Linked DNA regions of Homo sapiens: regions 1 and 3 are each linked to region 2. The links are chromatin contacts, found by Hi-C in ENCODE. All regions are on one chromosome and are shown on one strand. Each heading gives the region's core, a stretch centred on a gene start or an enhancer-like site at or near the end of the contact. The rest is flanking DNA. Distances are from core to core; before and after follow the strand shown.

Evidence for each region. Hi-C counts contacts between places; a loop is a spot of excess contacts on that map. Pooled maps may share reads with other maps.
Region 1: a loop to region 2 is called in a map of GM12878, with 2.6 times the contacts of the local background. The contact joins the enhancer-like site here to the promoter of FBXO3 in region 2. A Hi-C loop is called at or near these places in 2 of 168 maps with a recorded cell type or tissue (CD8-positive, alpha-beta T cell and GM12878), 5 of 37 single-sample maps with no recorded cell type and 9 of 50 pooled maps.
Region 3: a loop to region 2 is called in a map of CD8-positive, alpha-beta T cell, with 2.3 times the contacts of the local background. The contact joins the enhancer-like site here to the promoter of FBXO3 in region 2. A Hi-C loop is called at or near these places in 1 of 168 maps with a recorded cell type or tissue (CD8-positive, alpha-beta T cell), 5 of 37 single-sample maps with no recorded cell type and 10 of 50 pooled maps.

What each region holds. Positions count from the first base shown.
Region 1 is chr11:34,232,928-34,237,279 of GRCh38, forward strand. The region is part of intron 1 of ABTB2 (ankyrin repeat and BTB domain containing 2); the gene reads right to left. Among named protein-coding and RNA genes, the nearest start is that of ABTB2, 120 kb to the right of the region's middle. RefSeq lists enhancers at 1,074-1,598, 1,275-1,604. Within about 2 kb of position 1,269, at least 13 of the 41 ENCODE cell types and tissues checked have a DNase peak (open chromatin) inside an H3K27ac peak, as active enhancers do; they include GM12878, where a contact is called at or near this core.
Region 2 is chr11:33,771,569-33,775,843 of GRCh38, forward strand. It overlaps FBXO3 (F-box protein 3), which reads right to left and starts at 2,952. Exons shown (of 11, transcript NM_012175.4): 1 at 2,826-2,952. The coding sequence starts at 2,929. FBXO3-DT (FBXO3 divergent transcript) reads left to right here and starts at 3,131. Exons shown (of 3, transcript NR_120550.1): 1 at 3,131-3,183; 2 at 3,686-3,795; 3 at 3,880-4,102. RefSeq lists silencers at 795-1,089, 2,415-2,484, 2,945-3,044 and an enhancer at 1,966-2,466.
Region 3 is chr11:34,249,272-34,253,737 of GRCh38, forward strand. The region is part of intron 1 of ABTB2 (ankyrin repeat and BTB domain containing 2); the gene reads right to left. Among named protein-coding and RNA genes, the nearest start is that of ABTB2, 110 kb to the right of the region's middle. RefSeq lists a silencer at 1,911-2,205. Within about 2 kb of position 1,905, at least 13 of the 41 ENCODE cell types and tissues checked have a DNase peak (open chromatin) inside an H3K27ac peak, as active enhancers do.

The DNA.
Region 1 (4,352 bases), core at 19-2,518, 460 kb after region 2:
CCAGCCTGGGTGACAGAAGGAGACTCTGTCTCAAAAAACCCCCTAACCTCCCCCCAAAACCCCAAATGCCCCGCAAAACATATACTACCCCCTCCATCATGCTGGGAGCCACTGAAGGGAGACACCCTGTCATAGTGGTTTGGTCCTCCAGTGGCTAGGGAGGTAGCTGTTTGCTAAGTGAATGTTAAGTCCATCCCAGTCGCTTCCTGCTAACAGTCCACCACGGGAAGTTAGGCATTTAATAATGAGGACACAATTAGGACACCTGGGCTTGGTGCATGAGGATTTTTCTTTTTATTTTTTTGAAGACAAAGCAAAACAAAAAAACAACCCTTTCTTTTTGAGACAGGGTCTTGCTCTATTACCCAGGCAGAAGGGAAATGGCATGATCATGGCTCACTGCAGCTTTTTTTTTTTTTGAGACAGAGCCTCCTTGTTGCCCAGGCTGAAGTGCAGTGGTGTGACCTTGGCTCACTGCAGCCTCCGCCTCCCAGGTCACTGCAGCGTTAAACTCCTGGGCTCAAGCAATCCTCCTGCCTCAGCCTCCCAATTAGCTGGGACCACAGGGGTACACCACCACACCCAGCTAAGTTTCTAAAAATGTTTTGTAGAGACAAGGTCTCACCATGTTGCTCAGGCTGGTCTTGAAATCCTGGGCTCAAGCAATCTGCCTTGGCCTTGCAAAGTGCTGGGATTATAGGCATGAACCACTGTACCTGGCCCACCTTTTTTTTTTTTATTATAAAGGTAATTATGATTATTTTTTAAAAATCAGAAAGGAATAATGAATAAAGTTTCTTTTAATACTACCTCCCAGAGATAACTATTATTAATATATTATAATTTTTCTTCAAATAGGCTTTTAGTACAAATAGTACATGTACAAATACATGTACTAACCTATCAATTTTTTAAAATCACAAACCGAATTTGAGAAACAGGAACATAATGAAATTATTTTTCACCTAATGCTGAATCCTGTATTTTGTGGACATCTTTTCAGGTCAGTGTGTTTGGATATATATTTCTTTTTAAGACCTACACAGTTTCCAGGGTCATCGCTCCCTCAAATTTGAATTGTCAGCTTGATCCCTCTCAGAAGACTAGAGAAACCATACATCCCAGGGCACCTGAAGCAGGGCCAAGCTGGGCTGCAGGTATTTTCCACAGTGCTCTGGCAAGGCCTTCTCCGTGGCTCAGTTAGGGGGTTTCCCTTCTCCCCTCCCCTCCCCTGTTGGGGTGGGGGCAAGGGTAAGAGCGTCTCCCTGGAGGAGGTGCCTAAAGCAGGCTGTGAGTCACTCAGATGAGCTTCCGGGTGAAGTCATGCTGAGAAGCTATTTGCAGACACCTTACTCAAGGAGGCCTAAGGAAAGCATGGGGGGATGCCATCTCAAGCGAGAAATGGAGAACTTTTAGATTCTCCCCTCCCTGGCCTTTCTAGAGCAGAGGCTGTAACCGGAATATCAGAGACACAGTAAATTACCTGGGATTTCCCCATCAGGGAGATTCCTGGGTTACTCTCACTGATAACAAGACTAACTACTCACACCCAGGGTCCCAGGGTGAGGCTGGGCAAGGGAGGCACCAGGGCTGGTTCCACTGCTCAGAGGAGAAATGCAATTCTCTCCTGTGCCTCAAAGTCCAGCATTGTGAGAACACCTCGGATGCCAGCTCTGGCTCCGCCTCTCACAAAACCTAGGTAAAGTGCTTTGTGCGGAATCTTTTCCTTATGAAAAGGCAGGGCTACCAGGCAGTGCCAAGCCCTGGGACAGTCAGGTAACTAATTGCCTATTGCGACTCCCAGCTTACAGGGTAATGCTACCTGCTCCTGCTTAACCTCAGAGACTGGGAATCCCAGTTCTGCCACAGAAGAGGGCCCTTTTAGTTTCCCTGAAGCACTTATACAGAGATTATTGTGTTTATTTTATTTATTTATTTATTTATTTTTGAGACAGAGTCTCGCTCCTTCGCCCAGGCTGGAGTGCAGTGGCGCTATCTTGGCTCACTGCAAGCTCTGCCTCCTGGGTTCACGCCATTCTCCTGCCTCAGCCTCCCAAGTAGCTAGGACTATAGGCGCCCGCCACGGCGCCTGGCTAATTTTTTTTTTGTATTTTTAGTAGAGATGGGGTTTCACCGTGTTAGCCAGGATGGTCTCGATCTCCTGACCTTGTGATCCGCCTGCCTTAGCCACCCAAAGTGCTGGGATTACAGGCGTGAGCCACCGTGCCCGGCCGAGATTATTGTGTTTATTAATTTGCTTACTTGCTCAGTATCTGGTGCCCCTACTCCCTCTAAAATGCAAGCTCTGCATAGCAGGGATTGCCTGAAAAATGTCAGCCACATAGATGCTCAAGACATTTCTAGAAAAGAAATGAATGCCATCAGCCAAATATCTGACCATGACCCGGGGTAAGTACTTAACCTCTAGACCTCAGTTTCTTCATCTGTAAAGCGGATATGGTTTCTTCTCTGTAGTGGTTATGAACATATCGCATAAAGCACTAAACCCAATGCCTGACACATAGCAAGAGTTCAATAAAAGGGCTCTCTCTGTTATCCTCAGAGATGACAAGGATCTTGAACCCCACAATAAACTGCTACATCTCCAATACTGAATGAATTAGCCTCTGTTCAATAAGCCCCACAGGAAGGGGAGCGGGGGAGGTCAAAAGGAATTGGTGCCTGTGATCCCACCTTCCTAAGAGGATTTGCCTATCAGAGCCATCCAGGACCTGATTGGGGATCTCCTTCTGGCTTTTAAGCCACAAGCCATGAATACTGCTGACACCACTCCTATGAAGTAGCAACAAGTGATCCATCGCTAATTGCACTTTGCAGAGCTTTTTCTGATCCATGCTAGAGGCATTAATTAGCTGCAGGAGGTCAGCGCTAGCTAAGTGAACACTCTTTGTGCCCCAGGTAAGGAGACCAAGCTGAGAAGGCAGAGCAGAGCCTGTTCCTCCTTGAAACAAACTTTCAGGCAGCAAAGCCCTAAACAGAGACAGCTGTGTGGTCTGGGCAAGCACAGCGCCTAGCTTCCCTGCTGCCCACACTCAGAAGCAGGCTGAGCGCCAGACGGGGAGAGATGCTGCTGGGTTCTGGGGTGGACAGACATCGTGGACATCGGGTGCAGGCTGGTGGGTACACCCCTGCAAGGAAGAGAAGGGTAAAGGCCAGGTGGGAAGTCCGTGGATATTCTTGTTGGCAGAGGGAGATTAAAAATAGAAAAAAGAGACAGGGCTGGAGAAAGAGGAGGGGAGAAAAAGTATTAAAATAGAGTTTTTTCCCTGGAAAGAAGAGGTCATTTGGAACAGTCACTTCATATGAAAGGTAAAAAAATGTGTTTTGAAATAGCTGAGAAAATATGGAAATTTTCTTCTTCCTTTGCTCTTGTTGTAGAAGGGTAGAGAATTCACACTTGTCTTCTACCTCCAGAAGGCACAGGGCAGAAAACACAGGACTCTCTTTAATGTGCCTTTTAAGACAAAAAATTCTTTCTAATTTGGGGTGGGTCACTCGACAGGTTTCAGAGAGGTTATTTCTAGGGCTGGAGAAGGACTCTGTGCCGCCAGTTTTCCCTAACAGCAGCATTTTAAGCAGCAGATTTTAGGTAGCTTGAAGCCAGAGGACCCCATTCTCTTTTGATGCCTCCCCGGCACCCCCTCCCCTCAATCCACTGATTTACTCCGGGAGGCCTCAGGGCCCAAGGCCAGGCCTTGATCTCCTGGGGAAGCAGAAGTGATTGAGATGCCGATACATCAGGCCTGTTAGCCAGGCCAGGAGGGAGACAGGAGGATAAAGAGACAAAGAACCGAGGAGGGTAGATAAACGAAATCGCATCAGCCGCAAAGCTGCTCGCTCCTAGATAGATTAGCACCTTCCTCTGCCCTAATCATTCCAGACAGCCTCTGCAGCTTGGGTGTGCCCAGCCATCTGGGAACCCTCAGGGATTCGGACTCTATTTTGGCAGCTATTATCTGTGGGGGAAATAATTCTCTCCTTGGTGAACCTCAAGTTTATGAGAAAGTTGAATGTATGCAAAAAGACAAAATCATTTAAACTGTACAAGGGAAGCAAGCTGTTTAGAAGTATTTTATGGAGTCGTGGCCAAGAGTAGGGGCTTTGGGGACAGAATATGTACCTCTGGATCATCTTGGACAAGTTACCGAACCCCTCTGTGTGTGTTGAGGTTTTCTCATCTGTAAAATGGAGCCCACAGTACCCACCTCTATCAGGTTGTTATGAAGATTAAATATGCAATAGATACACAGTAAACATTCCATACTGGGGGCTTTCATGCTTTCATACTGATTACCACGGCTGTGTCCTCGTGATTTTCCTGGATATTCTTT
Region 2 (4,275 bases), core at 1,702-4,201:
TACAAGTTATATTAATTGAAAGTAGGTATTCAAAGATCTCACTTGGGCAATAGCTATCAACAGAATCTTAAATCACATCAGGTTTGTCAAGGCCATGACTAAGGTGTGTTAAAAACCATCTATAGTAAACAAAATTGCCTTTGTTTGATTTTCAGATTTTACAGAAACATCATCCTCATCCTTTTCTGCCAAGCTCAGGAGATGCCCAAATTAACTTTTGTAAACATAGGAATCCCTCCAGTTTTGTGCATTCAGTTTCCATACCCTCTTCTTGATTCCTGTCCCTCCACTGCCCTAGGAGCTAAATGACATAAAAGAATCTGGAATATGCATGAAAGATGAATTCAATGCACATCGAGAGTGAAAACTACTGTTCTAGAGATTCTGATCCAGTCGGTTTGGACTGAGATCTGTACCTCAGGCATCTGTATGTTTAAAAAGTGCCACAGGCCATTCTGATGCACAGGTCATTCTGACGCACAGTGTGGCATTTATTCACTCCATTTCAGAATAAATCACTCTGAAATGGAGAGGGTATCAGATCATCTCAATTCAAACTAGGCAACTGATGCTACATGATTCCAGTGTACTAATCCAATCCAACCCAATCCAGTTCAGCAAATAATACCAAAAACTTCAGAGCTTATCACTAGACTAGACCCTTGACAAAATTGGGCTGTATGGTGCAGGAAAAAAGCTGCAATACACTGGATACTTTTCTGTAGATAAAATTCAAATGGTATTCAACTCAATTTATTTCCACAGACATTTACAGAGGGATCATGTCACTTCTGTTTAAAATTGTGATTACTACCTAAAGCATTTAAAGTAAACTCTTACTTCCTCACCTTGGTTCCCAAGGTCCTGCATGATCTCACCACCCTCATCTCATCACTGTCTGTGAGTCACTCCCTACCTCCAGCAACGCCAGCCTTCTGTATCTTCCACCAGGCCATGCTGTTGAACAGTACCGTTCAGCAGTCCCGTCAATCTCTGAACATACTTTTCCCTCTGCCAGAACTGCATATGCCCTGCTTCATATATGGCAGCTCCTTCCGATTTGATCACTTCTCACTTCCTATTCCTTAACAGAGCAATCTATTTCCTTCACAGCACTTAGTACCTCTTGCAATTATGCGCTTGCCCACTGGACTGTAAGCTCCATAAGAGTTGCCTTATCTGCGTTGTTCACTACTGTACCCTCAACACTTAACAGACTGGCACATAGCAAGCCCTCGGGGAAAAAAAAATCTTTGAATAGGAAGATAAGCAAGGCAGCCCTTACAATCAAGAAGCACGCCATCTACCTGACATGGCAAATCAATTCTGCAGGAAGAAGGTAGAGAGGGCATCTTCTCCACCTTGCCAAGTTGAGAAGAGGTAGGCAAGGCATTCCAGGCAAGGTCGAGAGCTTGAGCCACAGGAAAAAAAAAAAAAAAGAAAGTGCAAGTGTGTTGTATGCTGGCAGAGGTCTGATTTGGTTAGAATGGATGGTGCAAATGTGATAGTGGTGGAGAAATAAGTCCTGGAGGACCTTAGATATACAAGCCAGATGATAAGAGCTTTCAATGCCCCAGAAGTTTAGGTTATAGTCTATAAACATAGGGGTGTCACAGGTTTTAAGGAGAATGACAACCAGATGTGTCTTGGAAAGATTACTCTGGCAGCAATCAAAAGTTGGAGACTGTTAGTTAAATTGTAAGTATTTTCTAGAAAAATAAAATTGCTAGCAGGTACAGGTAGCGACCAGTACAGGTAGTGACCAAAAACTTGAGGTATCTCTCTATCACCACTTAGCTAGGCCAACAACTATCTGTAGCTCCAAGAAATCTGTATTTATAAAAAGACCTCTAATAACACAGGGCACAATCATCAAATGGCTAGAATCTAATGGTTAATCCAAACACAAAACAAATCTCGCCCACCTATCCTAAGAGGGCGACTTTGCATCCTCTGCAAATATATACGGTAGCACAGGAAACTCACAGCCATGCCACCCCCTGTCAAGGGTGTAAACAATCCTGACAGCTGGGGGGCGGGCTGGCAGCGCCATTTCTTCCACCACCCCAGACAGTCCCAAGTTCTGAAGAAACTGGGCATTGAACCACCCTTATCAGCAACCGGTGTTTATTTCTGGAACAGATGCTAGTAATGTGGGAAACCCAAGGTGTCCAGGAGAAAAGATAGTCACCGGTATGGCATCACCGGAAGTCAGTACCAAAACATAAAATCCAACATCGAACCGTAAGGAGCAATGCTGACAGCAAAACAATTCTCACGCACTGAAGTCCGAAAGTGAGCCCGGACAGCGATTCTGGCGCTGGGGAAGTCGCGCCAGGGGAGTAAGGGGTTGCCTATCTTCTCCTCTCGCTCACCCACCTGCCCACCCCGGCGCCAGACTCCGCAGGCCCCGGACCCAGCAGAGAAGAGCGCCTGGCCGGGACAGGGGCTTTTACACAGCAGCAGGGACTGACCCCAACCGGGCGGGCACCTGCGGGGCCAGCGGGGGTCCGCGGAGCGCGGCGGTGCGGCACGAGGGCCACTACCTCCTTCTCTTGCAAGTGGGCCTCACCGAGGCCTGGGAGAGAGATATCTCGTCGCTTCTCATACCTGGGCCCAGGACAGGAGGAAGACTCAGGGCGAGGCCCTTTCCGCCCCCGTCTCGCCCCGGTCCCCGGTGGCTCCGCAGGATGAGGGCGGCCCTGGCGTCACCTTCTGGTGTCGCGGAAGCTCGGGTCCTGTCAGCGGCCCCGACCCCCTTTCCCCCTGCCTCACCGCCTCCTCTCCCCATGCCCCCACCCCTGCCATGCGTGTCGTCCCATTACTTGATTAGATCCCGATAGTCCAAAAAGGATAAGATGAGGAGCAGGGGATCGGTGGGCAGCGACTCTAGGGTCAGCGGCGCCGTCTCGGTCTCCATGGCCGCCATCTTGCCTGGCCCGGTGCAGGTCTGGCCCCGCCCTGGCCCCGCCCCTGCCCCGCCCCCACCAGCGCCCGAACCGCCCCCAGCCGCTCTCACAGGTTTGTTATGTAACCGCCGGGCCAGCCCCGCCCTCAGGGTGGGCTGAGGTGCGGCTCCCTGGAGACCCCGCCCGCTAGCCGGGAGCCAGCGGCGCAGTGCGAGTTCAGCCCGCTTTCTTCGCGCTCCGCGTCAAATCTCTCCAGCTCTGTTCTCGCATCCCGGTTCGTAAACTTGCCCAGCCCGGGACCCTTTTGTTGCCAAATCTGCCTCGGTCTGCCCAACTCCTCCTGCGAAATTTTACACTCAGTATGCAGGAAGCCTCGCTCAAAATCTGACACTCCTCCACGCCCTTGGTCCCCAAATCCATTCCTTCTCTTTGTTTTCCAACCCGAGAACCCCTCGTTTTCCCCGCTCAGCCTTCCCCACCCCGCTTGTCCCCCGCACACAGCAGGGCCGCTCCGAGACTTGTCCACTCAGCAAGAGCAGAGCTGAGAATCAGCCAGGGACGCCAGCTGAAGGCCCTTCTCCCAAATTAAGGAAATAATTGTTGAGGGCTTAACTTCACGCCCCTCCCCGCCTTCCTAAGTAAAATGTGTACAAGGAGTGAGTCTGAGTCTCAGCCGCTGTCCCTTAATTTGGTTATCATGGCTATTTTCAGCCTATTAGGGCAATGCAAAGGGTACAGTGTGGATTTTTTCCAGCTTTAAAATTTATTTTGGCCAGGGTTTAGATCCCGCAGAGTTAAGTATCCCGCGTGTGAAGGGATGAACTGAGACTCCCAGAGGGCATAACTGATGGAGGCACGAAGATGTCTGCTCTTCAGCTTTGCCAAGGTGATATTAAAATGAGAGTGGGGGAAGTATAATGGGTCCATACATCACTTGCCTGATTTCTTCTTTTCCATTGCTTTTCCAAAGGTAGTATGGTGTAAGGGGCTTTGGGGAATCCAGACAGACCTGGACTTCACACGCCCGTCATTTATTTCACTACTAGTGAAATGCTGGCGTAGTTACGCCTAAGTTCTCTGAGACTGTCCCTCATCTCTAAAACCACCCCTCCTCTGGTGAACTAAGGATGGCGATAACGCTTTATGTAAAGTGCCTGGCCAGATACTCAATAAATGTTAATTTTCCAAGCTTATACATGCATCAGTCACTAAGTTCTCCAAACATTTCCATATCCTGGAGAAAGTTTCTCTCAATTATTTGGAAGAGTGGAAGTGATATGCCCCGCCCCAAAAAAATCCATTTCCTCCATTCTTCATACCATTAATGCCTTCTATTTATGGTTTTGCTTAATAGTTATAACCCCTG
Region 3 (4,466 bases), core at 655-3,154, 480 kb after region 2:
GGACAAGCTTCAGAATCTGGCCCTGAACTGCAACTGTGGTCAGTGTAGGACGATATATGTATTAATGAAAAAGTTGGCAAGAAGTGGTGAAATAATAGCTTCACATAAAAATATCCAGAGCTGGCTGCAGGTTCTACAAAAGCAACAGCCGTAAAGTAGCTTTGACAAGAATATCCCCACCAAGGCTTCTCAAATAGTAGAAAGCACTTGGGGAATATCCTCTAGTACAATAGGGCCTAGAATGTTTACAAGAGGGCAGGCCTCCTGGCAGGTCATTTCATGACCTTCCAGAAAGGGGGAGGTCATTTGAGCTTGACCCCACTACCCCACTTGAACATCTAACTCGGAGCTTTGTCCCAGTTAAGTAAATATATGAAATGTCTTTTCTTTGTTGTTAGAGTCTTGCTCTGTTGCCGAGGCTGGAGTGCCGTGGTGTAATCACAGCTTACTGCAGCCTTGAACTCCTGGGTTCAAGTGATCCTCCTGCCACAGCTTCTGAGTGGCTGGGACTACAGATGTGCCACCATGCCTAGCTAAGTAAATATTTCTTCAGCATCCATCACTCTATAACATCAGGAGGGCTGAAGAAGCCCAGTTCACAGTCCTGTTCTCACAAAGCTTGTGGCCTGGCTGTGAAATGAGACCTTGCTGGTATAGAGTGGTCTACATGGCTCTGGCAGAATAACCCCAATGGTGCTCAGTGACTATAAAAGCATCCCTGGGGATCTGGTGACACCTTGAGCTGGTCCTGGAAGATAGAGCTGGGAAACTCAGGCAAAGATTGATAGGAGTTGGGATTCTAGGGAGGAGCCAAGGCAGAAAAGCACAAGCTGCCTTGGAACTGAAAGAACAGGGGTCTTGGAGAGCTGGGTGTTCTAAGAGCACAGAGGAGGGAAGGCTGGCAAGGTAGATGGAGGCTGAGGGTATCTAGGCATTAAGGACCTTGTATCTTCTGGCAATAAGTAGACATTGAAGGTTTCAGTGCAAGAGCAGGGGCAAATGAAGACTCCCCAGTTCTTCTTAAGGGGCCATAAGAGTCCTCTAGTACAACCAGACTGCAATCTGTAGGGCCAGGGAATCATCCCCAGCACCCATGAAGATGTCTGGCATGTAGTGCATATGCAATAAATACTTGCTCAACAAAGTGACGATAAATGTGAATCTTGAAATCTCTTCCTTCCTTGCCCAAATAGCTTAGTTTCTCATGGGAGAAAACAAGTGGAATTTATTGACATCAAATGGCAGGGTTGTGGCCAACTGCAACAATTTTTCAAACAAACCCTAGGATAAGCTTTCTGCAGAAACAGAGATAAAACTTCATCCTGAAAGAGGAGCGATGCATGTGGAAAGTGAACAGACATGGCAGAAAGACGCTTCATCATTCTAGTCTCCAGAGCAATTCCTCCCAATCCTCAGAAGCCTTCACTAAGTTTCCCTCCCTGAGAGAGAGAGCACCAACCCCAAACTTCTTTCTGCGGCTACAAATGCTCTGCTCCCTCTAATAAAGCTAAAGTTGCCATTACTGAGATCCTACCAGGTGTGTAAGGCACTTTGCAAATTACCTTCTGCCTATTTAATCCTCAGAATAACTAGGGGGGTAGAAACCATCATTGCCATTTTACATATGAGAAAACCGAGGTTCAGAGAGGTTAAGTAACTTGCCCAAGGAAGCACAGCTAGTTAAAGGCAAAGCAAGACTCACATCCAGGTCTGTCTGCCATCAAACATGTGTTTTTACCCCTATATTTACTCCTCCTTCTGATCTCTCAGGCTACACCCATGGAGTTGGCAGGTAGAAGCTGGTGGGCTAAGAGATAAATCTTCTACCCTGGCTTCTTAATAGGGGCTGGCCTGGCTGTTGTAAAGGGGAAGTAGGAGGAGCCTCTCAGAGGCAAGGAGAATGGCTCCTCCCATATTCTGTGACAACCAACACCAAAATAGAGCGGGTGAGGCTGCCCATGGGCGTGGGCTCTGCACCCTGATTTCAGAGGGCATCACTCAGCTGTGAATCATGCCTTAGTGACAGGCAAGGAGCCTGCTCAGACAGCGCTGACACTGATTCTGCTCTGGCTGAGTGACAGCCCCAGGGGAAGAGGCGGGGCTCATCTCCAAAGGGGGACCACACAGAGAAATACAGCCAGAAACACAGCTCCCGACACTGTCTCAGGCACCAGTGAAATGCTAGGGTGGCTGGCTCTGTTAAAGGGACCCTGTCCTCCTCCTTCCCCTGGGCCAACTGTTGACCGGTGTCCATGCCATGCCCAGCAGGATGTCAGCTATGCTGGGGGAAGCCGCGCACTCTCTGAGCTATAAGAGAGTACATGGAGGGTTCTTTACTTTCTCTCATTATCTGACGTGCATTTGTGTAAGACTCCTGAACTTTTTTTTATTTGCTGGGACCAGGTGCAATGCAAAAAGGTGAGTATGTTCTTCAAGTCAGAGCACTACACAGATATAAGGAATTACAGTAAAGAAAGTTAAAATGGAGTGGAGGACACAACTGTTCCTCAGGAAACAACTAAAGCAGAATGTGAGGCTATCTACAGAGACATGAGGAGTGATTCACCGCAGACTAAAAAAACAGGAGCTTGAACGATAGAAAAAGATCCAAATCATTCCTGGTATTGTTTTCCTCTTGTGCTCACTGGAAATCTGCAGCCAGTGGAGGAGACTTTCCTCACCCAGTCCCATCCTGGGAGTCACAGTGTTTAGGGCACTCAGGGATCTAAGCTGCCAAAGTCAGCCCCACCCCACTCCCATCCCCTCCACCCAGGGGCTTGCAATCCCAGGGAAGAGGAGAGTTTCATGAAAGCTGCAAAACTCACAGCAAGGCCCGGATGGTGGTTCGGAGTTCATGCTCCAGGGGTTCATGAGGCTGAGCTGAAAGGAAGTCACCTGACACAGCATGAGCCCCCACACCAGAGCTGGCCAGAGCCCCACGACTCCATGCCTGGGAAAGCCGTGGCAGGAGTGACAGCGAGGAGGCCAGATGCACGAGCCTCTTCCTGAACCATCGCATCTCCCCACTTCCTATCAGCCTTTTCTTTGGACTGGCCCCATCTCTTCCCTGGCTTGGGGCTGACTTCCCTTTAGGAATAGGTGTCTTTGGAGCATCCAGGCAGCTGATAATGACCACTGCTTAACCAGCCCTCCTCAGTCACAGGGGGAGAGTGCCATCTGGACATCATGACCTCCCCACCACCGCTGGGCATGACCCTAAGAGAAAGACTAGATTCCTAACCTGTGCTAGGGCATCTCCTGTGCCACTCCCCCAACCCTCCAACCTGCCTGAAAGAGAGGAGAGCAGGGAGAGAGAATGGGGGGAAGGGTGGGGCCAGGAGGGGGATTGGGAGACAGCCTCCTGGTCCTGGTCCAGCACCTTCCTGAGGCTTAGAAGCTCTCCTGCCCTGGGGCTCCCCTACTTCAAATAATCCTCTCCTGTCTTATTTTCCACCTTCTACTCAAACATGTTTTTATAACGTGCAACCACCAGAGACCTCCCTAACCTAGTACCAGGGCCAACTGGACTCCCAGCTGGGCCAGAGGAGGCTGGGGGACCTCCTGGGAGCTTGGACACCTGGGCCTCTCCTGCCCAACCCAGGTGGCTGTCACCTGGCCTGCACATGGCTCAGGGCCCGATTCCACCCCTCCACCCCCAGGAGGAAGAGCTGCTTTGGCAGCTGCCCTTGGTGGAGAAACCTACGTGTGCTAGCCCCTAGGTCCCCTCTTCTGTTTTCCAGCAAATCCCCATCTCCACCTGGGAAAGGCTCAGTCCAAGTGATCTCCTCAATGCTCCTCCCAGAGGATGGCAAGGCTGCTCTATGCCACACCAGAAGCCCCAGCTCCTCCAGGTGGAAAGCACAGGAGAGTCTGGGAGAATCTCCACCCCCTTCTCCCATCTCACACCCGTCCCTGGGTCACTTGCCATCTCCACAGGCCCAGAGGCCTCACCTGGGCCAGAAGACACACTAGAGGCCTGGGATTCTTCTCTCTTCTTCCTTCAGAGTGACAGGGAGCACTGTTCATGTCGGCAACTCCTGTGGCCCCTGCCCTGTTGCAGACAGACCTGCACAGCTCTGAGAAGCCAGCCCCACTCATTAAATTAATTAAATTCCTGCTTTCAAGGCTGGGCACAGTGGCTCATGCCTGTAATCCCAGCACTTTGGGAGGCCAAAGCGGGCAGATCACAAGATCAGGAGTTCAAGACCAGCCTGGCCAGCATAGTGAAACCTCATCTTTACTAAAAATACAAAAATTAGCCAGGCATGGTGGCACACTCTTGTAATCCCAGCTACTCGGGAGGCTGAGGCAGGAGAATCCCTTGACCCCGGGAGGCGGAGGTTGCAGTGAGCAGAGAACGTGCCACTGCACTCCAGTCTGCGCAATAGAGCGAGATTCCGTCTCAAAAAAAAAAAAAAAATTTTTTTTTCAGGGGAACCTACCAGGGAGCCACAGAGGAAGCAAAA